Regions from separate parts of the Homo sapiens genome. Here region 2 is linked to region 1. A link is an interaction called in ENCODE POLR2A ChIA-PET data of the cell type or tissue named here. Cell type or tissue: GM12878. All regions are shown on one strand. Links, peaks and the distances in the headings refer to the core of each region. The heading gives the core; the rest is flanking DNA.

What was found. ChIA-PET counts read pairs that join two places held together with the same protein. Peaks named below come from ENCODE experiments on the same cell type or tissue, not always from the same donor. Only the 100,000 strongest peaks of a DNase experiment are listed, where the experiment ranks them.
Region 2: POLR2A ChIA-PET joins it to region 1 with 8 read pairs; 3 of 35 experiments call an interaction of 5 or more read pairs at or near these places.

The regions. Positions count from the first base shown.
Region 1 is chr19:10,235,687-10,244,006 of GRCh38, reverse strand. No RefSeq gene overlaps it. Among named protein-coding and RNA genes, the nearest start is that of S1PR2, 8.5 kb to the right of the region's middle. RefSeq lists enhancers at 1,316-1,395, 7,496-7,565 and silencers at 5,282-5,471, 5,280-5,574. In GM12878, for the core only: no CTCF peak of the experiment used is centred there; DNase peaks (open chromatin) are centred at 1,096, 4,556, 5,446 and 7,736; H3K4me3 peaks cover 1,056 bases; H3K27ac peaks cover 3,971 bases.
Region 2 is chr19:10,550,083-10,558,402 of GRCh38, reverse strand. ATG4D (autophagy related 4D cysteine peptidase) reads right to left here. Exons shown (of 10, transcript NM_032885.6): 7 at 6,428-6,506; 8 at 6,282-6,358; 9 at 6,079-6,198; 10 at 4,985-5,518. The coding sequence ends at 5,336. It overlaps KRI1 (KRI1 homolog), which reads left to right. Exons shown (of 19, transcript NM_023008.5): 13 at 164-239; 14 at 343-431; 15 at 508-634; 16 at 721-851; 17 at 3,054-3,118; 18 at 3,218-3,316; 19 at 4,122-5,318. The coding sequence ends at 4,452. MIR1238 (microRNA 1238) reads right to left here and starts at 6,281; the gene lies at 6,199-6,281. It also overlaps the pseudogene RNU7-140P. RefSeq lists enhancers at 3,974-4,053, 4,084-4,133, 4,154-4,323. In GM12878, for the core only: a CTCF peak has its summit at 6,600 (motif pointing right); DNase peaks (open chromatin) are centred at 4,176 and 7,850; H3K27ac peaks cover 2,610 bases.

The DNA.
Region 1 (8,320 bases), core at 210-8,209:
ACACCTGGCCTCAAGTGATCTGCCCGCCTTGGCCTCCCAAAGTGCTGGGATTACAAGCGTGAGCCACCGCGTCCGGCCCCCAGTTATGAGTCTTAATAAAAGGGCAGTAACGACCAGGGGACCTTCACACCAAAAGGCTCAAAGTTTGACCATTTTGAGCCAAGCCTGGGGAGAGGTCAAAGGCCAATGCAACCAGCCCTCTCCTGTGGATCAAAGGCTCAATTGCAGGTGACCTCTGTCCTTGGTAGTGTGGGACCAGCATCAACCCTGTAATCCAGAGAGGGTCTTTGCTGGCTGTGGGTATCACACCAATTTAGGGGGCACATATCAGATGCGGGAAGGCCCCTCAACATCTGGCCTCAGCTTTTCCTCCATTACTGAACAAGGGTTCTCACAAAGGCCAGGGGTCAGGCCTGCAATACTGGGGGGCAGCCCCCCAAAAAGAAGGTACAGAGCATGAGGTCGGTGGCTAAAGTGATCCGCCCAACTCAGCCTCCCAAAATGTAGGGATTACAGGCTTGAGCCACCTCACCCAGTCAATTTTCTTCATCTTTAAAATGGGATTGGCTGGGTGTAATGGCTCACGCCTGTAATCAGCACTTTGGGAAGCCGAGGAGGGTGGATCATTTAAGGTCAGGAGTTTGAGACCAACCTGACCAACATGATGAAACCCCGTCTCTACTAAAAATACAAAAATTAGCCCGGCATGGTGGCGGGCGCCTGTAATTCCAGCTACTCAGGAGGCTGAGTGACGAGAATTGCTTGAGCCCGGGAGGCAGAGGTTGCAGTGAGCCAAGATTGCGCCACTGCACTTCAGCCTGGGTGACAGAGCAAGACTCCATCTCAAAAAAAAAAAAAAAAAAAGTACAGGGCATGGATGGATGACACAGATCTGTTGGTGGGGGGTGAGGGGTGGTCTCCTATACTAGGGAGAGCTGCCTAAAGCGCCCCTCCCCCATCAACTGTCCAAACATCTGCTGTTTGTTTGTTTTCAGCTCAGCTTGTGTGTAACTGCCAAGCTCCGTGAGGGGGCAAAGCCTCCCACGGAGGGCCTCCCCGCAGTGGGGCTGATTTGCATGGATATTTTCATTCCCTACAGTTCCCTGAGCAACCAGGACAGGCGTGAAGGGTAGAAAAAAAGCCACAGAACTAGCCCTCCAGGCAGGTGTTGGCGAGAACCAGAGAGTCCAACCTCCTTGAGGGCCTGAGACCCTGGGCATGTCACATTGGCTCTCCAGGCCTCAGTTTCCTCCTCTGTAAAATGGGGGTATAGTTGCCCCTACCCACATGGTTCTTGCAGGGCTTAAGCCTGCGAGCCCTGGCATCATCTAGTCCCTGTGCTGTTCTCCCTGCATGGCTCGGGGCTGACCTCTGCACGGGACATCTCCCCTGCCAACTGGCTTCTGGCCACATTTAGCCAATGGGAGGCACTGGGGGCAGATTTTCCGAGAGGAAGGTAGGAGAAGCCAAGATATTTCTTTTCTCTTCTTTTCTTTTTTGAGACGGAGTTTCGCTCTTGTCGCCCAGGCTGGAGTGCAATGGCACGATCTCAGCTCACTGCAACCTCCACCTCCTGGGTTCAAGTGATTCTCCCGCCTCAGCCTCCCAAGTAGCTGGGATTACAGGCACGCACCACCATGCCCGGCTAATTTGGTATTTTTAGTAGAGACGGGGTTTCACCATGTTGGTCAGACTGGTCTTGAACTCCTGACCTCAGGTGATTCACCTGCCTCAGCCGCCCAAAGTGCTGGGATTACAAGCGTGAGTCACCGCACCCGGCCTCTTTTTGCTTTTTTTCTAGGGATAGGGTCTTACTCTGTCACCCAGGCTGTAGTGCAGTGGCACAATCATAGCTCACTGCAGCCTCGACCTCCTGGGCTGACGTGATCCTTCTGCCTCAACCTCCTGAGTAGCTGGAACCACAGGTGCGTGCAACCATACATGGATTTTTTTTTTAAAGATTTTTAAAATAGAGATGGGGGTCTCCTATATTACCCAGGCTGGTCTCAAACCCCTGGCTTCAAGTGATCCTCCCACCTTGGCCTCTCAAAGTGCTGGGATTACAGTCATGAACCACTGCACCCAGCCCAAGATATTTCTCCCCATATGCCTCTGGTAGCACCTCCCATTAGATATCATCTTCCTATATGGTAATTTCTATTTAAATTTTTTACATGGTCTGCCATATCCTTTATTTTTATTATATTTTTTAAGAGATGAGGTTTGGCTATGTTGCCCAGGCCGGAGTCCAACTCCTGGGCTCAAGTGATCCTCCTGCCTCAGCCTCCCGAGTGGCTGGGACTACAGGCCTACACCACCATGCTTGGTTTATGCTAATTTTTTTTTTTTTTTTTGAGATGGAGTTTCGCTCTTATTGCCCAGGCTAGAGTGCAATGGTGCGATCTCGGCTCACCGCAGCCTCCGCCTCCTGGGTTCAAGCGATTCTCCTGCCTCAGCCTCCCTAGTAGCTGGGATCACAGGCATGTGCCAGCATGCCCGGCTACTTTTTTTTTTTTTTTTTTTTTGAGACGGAGTCTCACTCTGTCGCCCAGGCTGGAGTGCAGTGGTGTGATCTCGGCTCACTGCAAGCTCCGCCTCCCGGGTTCACGCCATTCTCCTGCCTCAGCCTTCCGAGTAGCTGGGACTACAGGTGCCTGCCACCACGCCCGGCTAATTCTTTGTATTTTTAGTAGTGACGGGTTTCACCGTGTTAGCCAGGATGGTCTCGATCTCCTGACCTCATGATCCACCTGCCTTGGCCTCCCAGAGTGCTGGGATTACAGGCATGAGCCACTGCGCCCAGCCACATCAGGCTAATTTTGTATTTTTAGTAGAGACACGGTTTCTCCATGTTGGTCAGCCTGGTCTCGAATTCCCGACCTCAGGTGATCCGCCCGCCTCGGCCTTCCAAAGTGCTGGGATTACAGGCATGAGCCACTGTGCCCGGCCTATGCTAATTTTAAAATAATCTCTCCATCCATTTTGTTTTGTTTTGTTTTGTTTTAGACAAAGTCTTACTCTTTCACCCAGGCTGGAGTGCAGTGGTGCAATCTCCGCTCACTGCAACCTCCGCCTCCCGGGTTCAAGCGATTCTCCTGCCTCAGCCTCCCAAGTAGCTGGGATTACAGGCTCCTGCCACTATGCCCAGCTAATTTTTTGTATTTTTAGTAGAGACCGGGTTTCACCATGTTGGCCAGGCTGGTCTCGAACTCCTGACCTCGTGATTTGTCCACCTTAGCCTCCCAAAGTGCTGGGATTACAGGCATGAGACACCGCGCCTGGCCATCGTTTGATTTTTTATCTACGTATTAAATTGACCCATATATTAAATCCCCTCTATTGGAGATACTTCTGTTTTCCTGATTAGACCCTCACTGATGTAAAGCTACTGTCCGGAGGCCAGGCAGAGTGGTTCACTCTTGTAATCTCAGTGCCCTTGGGAGACCAAGGTGGGAGGATCGCTTGAGCCCAGGAGTTCAGGTCCAGCCTGGGCAACATAGTGAGACCAACCTAACCCTCTACAAAAAATGTAAAAGTTAGCTGGGCTTGGTGTCTTGGGCCTGTAGTCCCAGCTACTGGGTAGGCTGAAGTAGGCAGATTGCTTGAACTCACCAGCTTGAGACTACAGTGAGCTATGATTGCGCCACTGCACTCCAGCCTGGGTGACAGAGCAAGACCTTATCTCTAAAAAGATAAAAACTAGGCCGGGCACGGTGGCTCACGCCTGTTATCCCAGCACTTTGGGAGGCCGAGGCGGGTGGATCACGAGGTCAGGAGATCAAGACCATCCTGGCTAACACGGTGAAACCCCGTCTCTACTAAAAATACAAAAAATTAGCCCGGCGTACTGGCGGGTGCCTGTAGTCCCAGCTACTCGGGAGGCTGAGGTAGGAGAATGGCGTGAACCTGGGAGGCGGAGCTTGCAGTGAGCCAAGATTGCGCCACTGCACTCCAGCCTGGGCGACAGAGCCAGATTCCGTCTCGAAAAAAAAAAAAAAAAAGATAAAAAATAAAAATAAATAAATCGCTTCTCGGCCTTTTGGCTAAGATCAAGAAAACAAATAAACAAACACACAAATAATAAGGCTGCTGTGAGAATTTTTTAAACAAAAGTATTGCTTTTTTTGCACAATTTAGATACAATAAAAATCTTCCTGGCCGGGCGTGGTGGCTCACGCCTGTAATCCCAGCACTTTAGGAGGCCGAGGCGGGTGAATCACAAGGTCAGGAGTTCGAGACCAGCCTGGCCAAGATGGTAACACCCCATCTCTACTAAAAATACAAAAATTAGCCAGGCGTGGTGGTGGACACCTGTAAGGTGAGGCAGGAGAATCGCTTGAACCCAGGAGGCAGAGGTTGCAGTGGATCGCGCCACTGCATACTAGCCTGGGCGACAGAGCAAGACTCTGTCTCAAAAGAAAGAAAATCTTCCCTTTTTTGCATACAGTTGTTCACATTTCAAGAAACATATATAGTCACGTAACCAAAACCACAATCAAGATGCAGAATGGTTCCATCGCCAAAAAAAAAAAAATTCCCCCCATGCCCCCCAACTTTTTTTTTTTTTTTAAGACATTGGTCTTACTCTGTTGCTCAGGCTGGAGTGCAGTGGTGCGATCATAGGTGACAGTGGTGTCAAACTGCTGGGCTCAGGCAATCCTCCTGCCTCAGCCTCCGGAATAGCTAGTACAGGCACGTGCCACTGTACCTGACTCATTTTTTTTTTTTTTTTTTTGTAGAGACTGGGTCTCGCTCTGTCGCTCAGGATGGTGTCGAACTCCTGGGTTCCAGCAATTCTCTCACCTCAGCCTCTGAAAGTGCTGGGATTACAGGGGTGAGCCACTGTACCCGGTCCCACCGTGCCCTTTTGCAGTCAACCTCTCCTGTCCCAATATTTCACCGTCCCTATAGTTTTTTTTCTCCTAGAACATTATAGAAATAGAGTCATACAATATGCAACCTTTGCGTTGAACTTCTTTCCCTCATCCTAATACATTTGAGAGTTCTCCATGTGGCTAGGTATCACCAATTCCTTCTTTTTGATTTTTTTTTTTTTTGAGATGGAGTTTCATTTGTTCTTGTCACCTAGTCTGGAGTGCAATGGTGCAATCTCGGCTCACTGCAACCTCCACCTCCTGGGTTCAAGCAATTCTCCTGCCTCAGCCTCCTGAGTAGCTGGGATTACAGGTGCGTACCACCAAACTCAGCTAATTTTTTCGTTTTTAGTAGAGATGGGGTTTCGCCATGTTGTCCAGGCTAGTCTCGAACTCCTGACCTCAGGCGATCCGCCCGCCTCAGCCTCCCAAAGTGCTGAGATTACAGGCATGGTCTTCCATTGTGAGGATGGACTGCAGTTTATCTCTCCTTTCTCTAGCTGAGGGAGCTGCTGTGAGCTATTGAGAGTGAGTCAATATTTGTAAAACACTTAGGGCAGTAACTGGCACGTTATACACATGTCAGCTGTCATGAGCATGCTGGGGTGGGAGGGGCTTGCTGAGAAGTTAGCCTTTTTGAGGTTCCCCTTTCCCCTAATTGTTCATCCTGCTTTTGGCGGGAAGAGAGCCCACCCCTTCCCCAGCTCGAAGGGCCAAGACTGCTTCTGGTGCAGATGTGGCAGAGGCTGGCCTCCAGTGGGAGCCTCCCCACCCCGTCACTGAAGCTGAAAGTGGGCCCTGAGCCCATGGAGGAGATGAGGCTGCCGCAGTTCCCTGATGCCTGCCAAGATCAGCATCTGGGAAGCTTCTCTGTAGCCTGGGGCCCCTTCCCCCAGCGCTGGGGCGATGATGAGAAAGTTGGGATCCATCTCAGACACTTCCCAGGCAGTTCCTCCTGCCAGAGACGAGAGCCAGGGGGGTGGGGGGACAGTGGAGGCCCAGGGAGGATGGAGAACAGGCCTGCGTCTCATGGATTTCAGGGCCATGGTGGGCAACCACAGGATCTGGTGTGAAGGGCCTGGGCCTCCTGGATTTGGGGGAGTTCACAATATCCGGGGTGAAGGTAGGAATGGGGGTCAGAGGGCGTCCCTTCTCCTGGATTATGGAGAACATTCCACATCTCACTGTTGACCAATGTAGTCCTGGCTGGTAACCACTGCCTGTCTGTTCCTACCTGCTGGGGCAGAGATGGGGGTGGTGGCACAGGAATGGGGTGGAGACTCCGAATGAATAAGAAGACAGACAGCCAGGGCTGCTGGATTGAGAGGAGCCGGATGGCTCTAGTTCGAATCTCACCTCTCCTGTATGCCTCAATTTTCCTCCTTCTTTTTTTTTTTTTTTTTTTTTTTGAGATAGAGTCTCGCTCTGTCACCTAGGCTGGAGTGCAATGGCATGATCTTGGCTCACTGCAACCTCCGCCTCCCGGGTGCAAGCAATTCTTGTGCCTCAGCCTCTCGAGTAGCTGGGGTTACAGGTGCGCATCACCATACCTGGCTAATTTTTATCTTTTTAGTAGAGATGGGGTTTCGCCATGTCGGCCAGACTGGTCTCTAACTCCTGATCTCAGGTGATCCGCCTACCTTGATCTCCCAAAGTGCTGGGATTACAGGCGTGAGCCACCGCGCCTGGTCAATTTTCCTCTTCTTTAAAATGGGATTGGCCGGGCACAGTGGCTCACACCTGTAAGAGTGTGAGCCACTTTGGGAGGCCAAGACCAAGGTACATGGAATGGATTACTTCAGGTCAGGAGTTTGAGATCAGCCTGGCCAACATGGTGAAGCCCTGTCTCCACTAAAAATATAAAGATTAGCCAGGCATGGTGGCGCGGGCCTATAATCCCAGCTACTTGGGAGGCTGAGGCAGGAGAATCGCTTGAACCCAGGAGGCGGAGGTTGCAGTGAGCCAAGATCATGCCACTGCCACTCCAGCCTGGGAGACAGAACGAGACTCCATCTCAAAAAAAAAAAAAAAAAAAAAAGGCCAGGCACGGTGGCTCACGCCTGTAATCCCAGCACTTTGGGAGGCCGAGGTGGGCAGATCAGCTTAGGTCAGGAGTTCTAGACCAGCCTGGCTAACACAGTGAAACCCCGTTTCTACTAAAAATACAAAAAATTACCCAGGTGTGGTGGCGGGCGCCTGTAATCCCAGCTACTCGGGAGGCTGAGGCAGGGGAATCCCTTGAACCTGGAAGGCGGAGGTTGCAGTGAGCTGAGATCGCGCCACTGCCCTCCAGCCTGAGTGACAGAGCGAGACTCCATCTCAAAAAAAAAAAAAAAAAAGATGATGATTATCATAATACCCACTTCCTCGGGTTGTGAGGACTCACAGCGCCACATCTAGCACACAGTCGGTGGCTGTGAGTGTTAGCCATTATTGTCACTGACCCTATAATTAGTGGAAGCTAGTTCAAGCCTCTTCCTTCTCCTCTATTTCCCCTGCTGGGAGTTCTCCAAGAAAAGGGCCCTGTTTCCTTCCTCCTCCACTGTTCTCTCACTCAGCCCCCCGCCCCCCGCCACCGGGGTAGGCCAAGCTCTCCTCCTGACCCCCACCAAGACCATCAGGAAGTCCAGGCCTCCAGCGTTTTCCAGTCCTCTGTAGCGCTCCCTTGGCTGACCTGGCGAAGACATTGTGTTGCCTCAGAAGTGGGAGGGAGGCGGAAGTTGCATGTCGGTGTGTCTGTGTGTCCCCGGGGACATCACCTTTGTCTGGGAGCCACGGTTCCCCTGGCAGACGGCCACATATGTCTGCAGCCTTGACATCACCCCTCTGCCCCAACCCCCCAGGTCCCAGGAGAGACTGCAAATTGCTGAGCCAGCCCAGGCATATGAGGGCGGTCACTTCCTCCCCAGCCTTCAGGTCCCCACACAAGACTGAGATTTCCGCTCTGATAGCTCTCAGACGAGGAGAAAACCTAATTTTCTTCGTGCTTCCTCCTCTGCGGATTAAACACCTGGTTTCTAGAGTGTCCAGGCAACACTTCTCACTTGGTAGAAGAGGCAGTGAGGTTTTGCCAAGGTCCAAGTGCGCCCCAAGATCTGGCCCAGAACCCAGCAGACCCTGAAATCGAGCTCAGGAAAAGGGGCAAAGTGTAGAATTGACTAGTCACTTTCTGACTTTCTTTGTATCCCCCCTTCAAAGCCCCATCACCCTGTGTTAGAATTGTCTGGTTTCGGCCGGGCACGGTGGCTCACGCCTATAATCCCAGCACTTTGGGAGGCTGAGGCAGGTGGATCGCCTGAAGTCAGGAGTTCAAGACCAGCCTGGCCAACATGGTGAAACCCCATCTCTACTGAAAATACAAAAATTAGCCGGGTGTGGTGGTGTGCGCCTGTAATCCCAGATACTTGGGAGGCTGAGGCAGGAGAATTGCTTGAACCTGGGAGGTG
Region 2 (8,320 bases), core at 234-8,233, 310 kb before region 1:
ACATGCAGGGCCTCCCACCTCAGGAGCTAGGTGCTGGGAGGGCTGTAGGGAGCCCTAGCTGTAGGAGTAAAGTTGCCAAGGAGGGGGTCATTGGCGGCATCGTAGGGGGCTCAGCTCCTATGTCTCGAGTGGGCTCTGGTAACCGCCAGCCCTGACCCTGCAGAAGTGCTTTGGGGACGAGTACTACGGGGCCGTGGAGGAGGAGAAGCCACAATTTGAGGAAGAAGAAGGGCTTGAAGGTGAGATCAGCTGGGGCACTGGGCTGGGGATTGGGGACTGGGGACTGGGACTGAAGCCCAAGGTCCCACCCTGGCCCCACCTGTCTGTTCTCCCTGCATCCAGACGACTGGAACTGGGACACGTGGGACGGGCCTGAGCAGGAGGGAGACTGGAGCCAGCAGGAGCTGCACTGTGAGGACCCCAACTTCAACGTAGGTATCACGGGTTGAGGGAGTCCCAGGGGCCCTGACGGGGGGCTGGTGGGATCTGACCTGTGCGTCCTGGCAGATGGACGCCGACTACGACCCCAGCCAGCCGAGGAAGAAAAAGCGCGAGGCCCCCTTGACGGGCAAGAAGAAGCGCAAGTCGCCCTTCGCCGCGGCCGTGGGGCAGGAGAAGCCCGTGTTTGAACCCGGTGAGGCCCAGGTGGGCAGGCCGTGGGTAGGCAGGGGGCACCGCGGGGCCTGGCATAGCCCAGCAGCCTGGCTCTGTCTCGAGCAGGGGACAAGACGTTCGAGGAGTACCTGGATGAGTATTACCGGCTGGACTACGAGGACATCATCGACGACCTGCCCTGTCGCTTCAAGTACCGCACAGTGGTGCCCTGTGACTTTGGCCTCAGCACTGAGGAGGTAGGGGCCCCGGGCAGGCAGGGACACTGCAGGGGGCACCAGGTATGCCGAAGGGGTAGAAAGCTGGCCCTGAGTCCCAATCTCTGTTGCTCAGAAATGCCACAACATGGCAGGCTGTTTCTTCATCTTGAAAATGATAATATTCGGTTGGGCGCAGTGGCTCATGCCTGTAATCGCAGCACTTTGGGAGACCGAGGCAAGTGGATCACCTGAGGTCAGGAGTTCGAGACCAGCCTGGCCAACGTGGTGAAACTCCGTCTCTACTAAAAATACAAAAAAATTAGCCAGGCATGGTGGCAGGCGCCTGTAGTCCCAGCTACTTGGGAGGCTGAGGCAGGAGAATCGCTTGAACCCAGGAGGCAGAGGTTGCAATGAGCCGAGATTGCACCACTGCACTCCAGCCTAGGTGACAGAGCGCCAAAAAAAAAAAAAAAGAAATGCTAATAGTCCTAATGACAGTGCTAATAACATTACCTCACCTCAAAGGTAATATTACTACCTTCTACAAGGTGGGGGCTTAAAACAGTGCCTCACCTATGGCACGCCCCGTAAATATTACTTCTTTTTTTTGAGACATAGTCTCGCTCTGTCACCCAGGCTGGAGTGCAGTGGTGCCAACCTCCTGGGCTCAATTGATCCTCCTACCTCAGCCTCCCAAGTAGCTGGGACTACAGGCATGTGCCACCATGCCCAATTAATTTTTTTTAATTAAAAATATTTTTTGTACAGATGATGTTTTACTGTGTTGTGCAGGCTGGTCTCGAACTCCCTGGGCCTAAACAAGCTTCCTGCTTTGGCCTCCCAAAGTGCTGGGATTCTGCGTGTGAGCCACCACACCCAGCCAATATTACTTTTTATTTTTGTTTATTTTTTGATTGGTTGATTGGGACAGTGTCTTGCTCTGTCACCCAGGCCGGCATGCGGTGGTGCAAACTCAGCTCACTGCAAACTCCGCCTCCCAGGTTCAAATGATTCTCCTGCCTTAGCCTCCCAAGTAGCTGGAACTACAGGCATGTGCCATCATGCCCAATTAATTTTTGTATTTTTAGTAGAGATAAGTTTTACCATATTGGCCAGGCTGATCCCAAATTCCTGGCCTCATGTGATCTGCCTGCCTCAGCCTCCCAAAGTGCTGGGATTACAGGTGTGAGCCACCAGGCCCAGCCAATATTATTTTATTCCTGTCAGTATGTATTAGCAGCAGTCTGGCTGGTAAGACTTGGTAGCAGGGCTGGTCACACTGGCTCACACCTGTAATCCCAGTACTCTGGGAGGCTGAAGCAGGAGGATCACTTGAGCCCAGTAGTTCTGAGACTAACCTGAGCAACATAGGGAGATCTAGTCCTAGCTACTTGGGAGGCTGAGGTAGGAGGGTTGCTTGAGTCCAGGAGGTTGAGGCTGCTGTGAGCTGTGAGCCTGCCACTGCACTCCAGCCTGGGTGACATAGTGAGACCCTGTCTCAACAAAAGACTTGGTGTCCTCTGGAACCAGGGGGCCTAGGTGGGTTCAAGCCCTGGCTTGGCTGCTCACCAGCTGAGTCTTTGGACAAATGATTCCCCTATCTGTGCCTCAACTCCCCATCTGTAAAGTGAGACAATAATTGATAGCACCCCAACTTTGGTGACTATGGAAGGAACAGAAATGAGACCAAAGTGTGTGGCACCTGGCAGGCTGTGGGTACCTACTATGCCTGACTGATGACGGCTGAAGGTGCACGACCATTTTCATGGTCAGTAAAAATAGCCGATGTGTACTAAGCTTATACCATCGGCATTCAATCACTTCCTCTTTCTGATGGCCTTCCAGTAGGTTTGGAAACAGGCCTAGAGGCTGGGAATGACAGTTTCATATGTAATTAGGAAGCCTGGTGGTTGGCAGCGACCCCTGCCCGTTCTGAGGCTTTGGGGATGGCCGGGTATGGGTGACAGCTCAAGGGCCCTGAGGCTCAAACTGGAATCAATTCAGCCAACTTCCCAGCCATCTGGCCTAGGGCAAGGATCCGTTCTCTGAGCCTCAGTTACCCCATCTGCTGACCTCTACAAAAATCATTGGCCTCTGTAGAGATCAGCTGTCTCTGGCCATCATGGCAACCCTGCTGGGTGGTAGCGGCATTACCGTTTTGACTAATGACATGACTTAGGCTCAGGGAAGGCCCCGCCTGGGCAATATCACAGCAGGTCCCCACTCTCCCTTCCCACGCAGATCCTCGCTGCTGACGATAAGGAGCTGAACCGGTGGTGCTCCCTAAAGAAGACCTGCATGTACAGGTGATGGGGCGGGGCGCGGCGGGGCCACATGCGCAGGGGGCAGGGCGGGCAGCCTCGGGCACTTCCCAGAGCACCCAACACAGGGGCATCTGTCTGCAGGTCAGAGCAGGAGGAGCTGCGGGACAAGCGGGCGTACAGCCAGAAGGCCCAGAACTCATGGAAAAAGCGGCAGGTCTTCAAGTCACTCTGCCGAGAAGAGTAAGCAGTGCTGGCTGGGGAAGCGTGGGTGGGGAGCCTGTCAGGCCCAGGCTTGAGTCTTGGCTCCGTCAACCTCTTGTTGCATGACTTTGGGAATGCAGCGCCCCCCGCTCTGAGACCTGGGTTCGAATCCTATATGGGCACCAACGTTGTGTGACCTTGGGCAAGTCGCTACCCCTCTCTGGGCCTCTTTCTCATAAGATGGAGATAGAGACGGTTCTGCCTTATCAAGTTGCAGAGGATGAAATGAGTTAATTCTCGTAAAGTGATTAAGATATGGTAAATGCCCCATAGGTCTTAGCTGTTATTAGGATTGCTTTCGCCCAGTCTAGAAGGCAGGGGTGATAGATGCACACAGTTTATTTAGAGCTAAAATGAGGCCAGGTGTGTGCTCCAACCTATAATCCCAGCACTTTGGGAGACTCAAGCGAGAAGATCGCTTGAGCCCAGGAGTTGGAGGCTGCAGTGACCTATGGTAACGCGACTGCACTCCAGCCTGGGCGACACAGCAAGACCTTGTCTCTAAGGAAGAAAAAGGCTAAAATGAGTTAATTGATGTGACTAGCTTAGGGCAGGCCCAGGCACAAATACCAGAATCCTCAGCCTCACAATCTAGTCTTTGGGTTCCGTAGAAAAGCGCTGGCTTTGGCCTGAAACCCAGGTCTGAATCCCAGGCAGGCCCTCGGTCGCTGTGCGGCTGCTTCACTATGCCCCTCCTTTCCCTGTCTGTAAAATGGGGCATGCGTGCTCAAGAATGGGCCTGATCTTGACAGGCCTGGGCTGAGCCCTGACTTTTCTCCCTCAGGGCAGAGACACCTGCGGAAGCCACAGGGAAGCCACAGAGAGATGAAGCCGGCCCACAGAGGCAGCTGCCAGCCCTTGATGGCAGCTTGATGGGGCCGGAGAGTCCCCCAGCACAGGAAGAGGAAGCCCCTGTATCACCCCACAAGAAGCCAGCCCCCCAGAAGCGGAGGAGGGCCAAGAAGGCACGGCTGCTGGGCCCCACTGTGATGCTTGGTGGATGCGAGTTCAGCCGCCAGAGACTGCAGGCCTTTGGCCTCAACCCCAAACGGCTGCACTTCCGCCAGCTGGGCCGGCAGCGGAGGAAACAACAGGGGCCCAAGAACAGCTCCTGAGCACCAGGGAGCAGGCAGGGGCCTCAGGCTCCTCTCCTCAAATCAAGCCCTGGACAGGTCTCGCACCCACAAGTACTATCTGCTGCAGAGATCCTCTCATCTGTGGCCAGGCACGCCTGTAATCCCAGCACTTTGGGAGGCCGAGGTGAAAGGATCACTTGAGCCCAGGAATTGGAGACCAGCGTGGGCAACTTAGCGAGACTCCATCTCTACAAAATGTGGTGACACATGCCTGTAGTCCCAGCTACTCAGGAGGCTGGGGAAGGAAGATCACTTAAGGCCATGAGTTTGAGGCTACAGAGAGCTATGATTGCACCACTGCACTCCAGCCTGGGCAACAAAGCAAGACCCTGTCTCTTGAAAAAAAAAAAAAAATTAAAAAACACGTGTAGCTGTGGGTAAGGAAGTCGTCCCATTTTATGGATGTGGAAACTGAGGCTGACTTAAACTTCCCGTGACTTGGAGCTCTCACCTCGAGACACCTCCCAGACCCCACATCCCCTCAGAACGCTGCGCCCAGCCACACCCACGATCAAGTTACACAGCTTTATTGGCCCCCAGCAGCCACAGTTCCCCCAAGGGGGCTTTGGGACAGGGAGGGCCCGGGCGTCCAGTGCAAACTACAGTACGTGAGTCAGGCCCTGAGGGGGGTGCCCGGGGTCCTCCTTCCCTACCCTGCCAGGAGGGCCCCGCTGGTGGGAGACAGGTGTATGGGCTCTGTGGGCTCTGTCCCTGGCTGAATGGCCCCAGACTGGTTGCAGCTGGGCTTGAGGGGCTGACAACAGGAAGTACCATCATCACTGCCAGAGCTCAAGATCCCACACCCGACATGACATAAATAAAAAAATAAATAGTGTTGTATCTTTCCCCTCATCCCCTCCCTTTATAAAAACACAAAGTCCTCAGAGCTGGGGCGTTTGGCCCTGAGGAGCCGCCCTGTGCGAGGGAGCCGGAGTGTGGGCTGGGCGAGCTGGGAGCAGAGGTCGTCCAGGCTGTGGTCCTGAGCATGGCCCTCGGCCAGGGTGAACATGGGGTACCGCTCTGTGGCTGAGGAGGAGCTGAGGACCTGGCGGGAAGAGGGAGACAGGGTCAGCCACAAACAGTGCCAAGCCATATTCCTTAGCCCAGGTTTATTTAGTAGGTGCTTCTCAGGACCACCTCTCCAGGAGAGAGCAGCCAATCAGCACCTTCCATCCCCTGGCCACAGTGATTGGCTCAGCCATGAGCATGTGACCCAGCTCAGCCAAAGACTGACAGTCCTGGGATTTTTGCTGCAAAACCTGCGTTTCCCTTCCAGTGACCACAGGGTGGGTGCCCAGAATGGCTGGTGGCCATCTCTCGCCCCCATAAGGGTAGAGTCCTGGTCGGACAGCAGGGCCAAGAGACAGGGAGGGTTCCCACCACTTGAGCCCCTGGATACAGCTGCCTCCAAGGGATGATGCCTTAACAGTGGGCTTTGGCGTTCCCACCTTTTCAGGGGTGGACATTCTTCACATTTCCCAGGTTAGGACCCCTAGCCTGGAAGCAGCACCCCAGCTCTGCTGGACTCGAGGCCTCTGTTCCTCTTTCACCCCCAGCCCTGCCCAACCGCCCCCCTCACCCCACTCCAGCTTTCCTCTTGCTCACCCTGGTCAGCTCTGAGCAGAGTGTCTCAAACTCCTTCCTGTCTCCAGCATAGAAGCCCACGGTACAGCTTGGGTCCATCTTGGCAAAGGCCATCTTGCGGGGCGAGGTGCAGTGGAAGGACTGGGGCAGACAGACGAGGAAGGCTCAGAGGCTGGGCTGCCCACCCGCCATGGCCCCAACCACACACTGGGGCTCCCACTCACCTCCAGGGGGAAGTCGGCCTGGCTGACATCCACAGTGGGCTGGCAGTAGTGAGGGTCCAGGTACAGCAGGAAGTCATCTGCAGGGGGTGCAGGTGTGAGTGGGGGTGCGGTGGGGGGTGGGAGGAGTGAGGAGGGGGTGGGCCTACCTTGGTAGCCAATGAAGTACAGTGAGTGTCGCGGTTTCCCACCCATGATGCCCAGGCACAGCTCGCAACGCAGGAGTTCCTGCAGGGAGGAGGGTAGGCAGGTGCTGTCAGGCAGCCACTCAACAAACGCTTGGCAAACACCTCCTCTGTGAGAACCCAGCCTCTGGAGGGCAGCAGTGATCAAGACCACAAAACCCTTGCCCTCAGGAGCTGACATCCTAGTGTGAGAGACTAACAAGGAAGATGATTACATGAATTTTTTTTTTTTTTTTTTTTTTGAGACGGAGTCTCACTCTGTCACCCAGCCTGGAGTGCAGTGGCCCAATTGGCTCACCGCAACCTCCGCCTCCTAAGTTCAAGCGATTCTCCTGCCTCAGCTTCTCAAGTAGCTGGGATTACAGGCACCCGCCACCACACCCGGGTTAATTTTTTGTATTTTTAGTAAAAATGGGGTTTCACCATGTTAGCCAGGCTGGTCTGGAACTCCTCCTAACCTCAGGTGATCTGCCCGTCTCGGCCTCCTAAAGTGCTGGGATTACAGGCTGGAGTGCAGTAGCACGATCTTGGCTCACCGAAACCTCCATCTCCTGGGTTCAAGCAGTTCTCCTGCCTCAGCCTCCCGAGCAGCTGGGATTACAGGCGCCCGCCACCACGCCCAGCTAATTTTTGTATTTTTAGTAGAGACGAGGTTTCACCATGTTGGCCAGACTGGTCTTGGACTCCTGACCTCAGGTGATCCACCTGCCTCCCAAAGTGCTGGGATTACAGGCGTGGGCCACCACGCCCAGCCAATTACATGATTTATCTCATGTGTTAGAGGTGATAACTATATGGAAAAGAATAAAAGAGGGAAGGGAGCCTTGTGATTTTAAGTAAAGAGGTCAAACATTACAGCTCTTTTAGAATTTGTCTCAGGTTTTCTGGTTCTCACTGGAAAACCCCCCACGCAAAAAATATTTTAAAACAGGAGCCAAGCAGTGGCTCATGTCCATAATCTCAGTACTTTGGGAGGCCGAAGCGGGAGGATCACGAGGTCAGGAGATCGAGACCATCCTGATTAACACAATGAAACCCCATCTCCATTAAAAATACAAAAATTAGCCAGGAGTGGTGGCGGACGCCTGTAGTCCCAGCTACTCGGGAGGCTGAGGCAGGAGAATGGCATGAACCCAGGAGGTGGAGCTTGCAGTGAGCTGAGATCATGCCACTGCACTCCAGCCTGAGTGACAGAGCAAGACTCCGTCTCAAAAAAAAAAAAAAAAAAAAAGCCACATGCATCACTGCTGAAAGAGTGCTCCAAGCAGCAGGGGCAGCAAGCGCAAAGGCCCTGAGGTGGGAGTGTCTGAAATAGGTGAGGAGGCCCCTGTGGCTGCAGCAGAGTGTGGGAGGAGGATATGAGGTCAAGGTGGGGGATATCCCGACATCAAGAAGGTGGTGTGGACAAATAGTGCCGGGCTCTGTGGGTCACTGGGAAAACTGGCTTTTATTCGGATGCAAATACATAGGGGACTTTCCAGCCTCAGGGTCTCTGTCTTGCTGTTCCTTTTGCCTGGAGCACTTCTCCTCTGGCTCCTCATTTGCCTGGTGGCTGCAGAGGCGCTTTTCTAGGCTCTGCTGCTACCCTCATCTGCCCTTCATTGGGTTACTGTTTTTTTAAAGTTGTGTAGAGGCTGGGTGCAGTGGCTCATGCCTGTAATCCCAACGCTTTGGGAGACCGAGGTGGGTGGATCACCTGAGGTCGGGAGTTCAAGACCAGCCTGGCCAACATGGGAAAACCCCATCTCTGCTAAAAATACAAAAATTAGCCGGGCGTGGTGGCATACACCTGTAATCCCAGCTACTTGGGTGGCTGAGGCAGGAAATTTGCTTGAACCTGGGAAGCGGAGGTTGCAG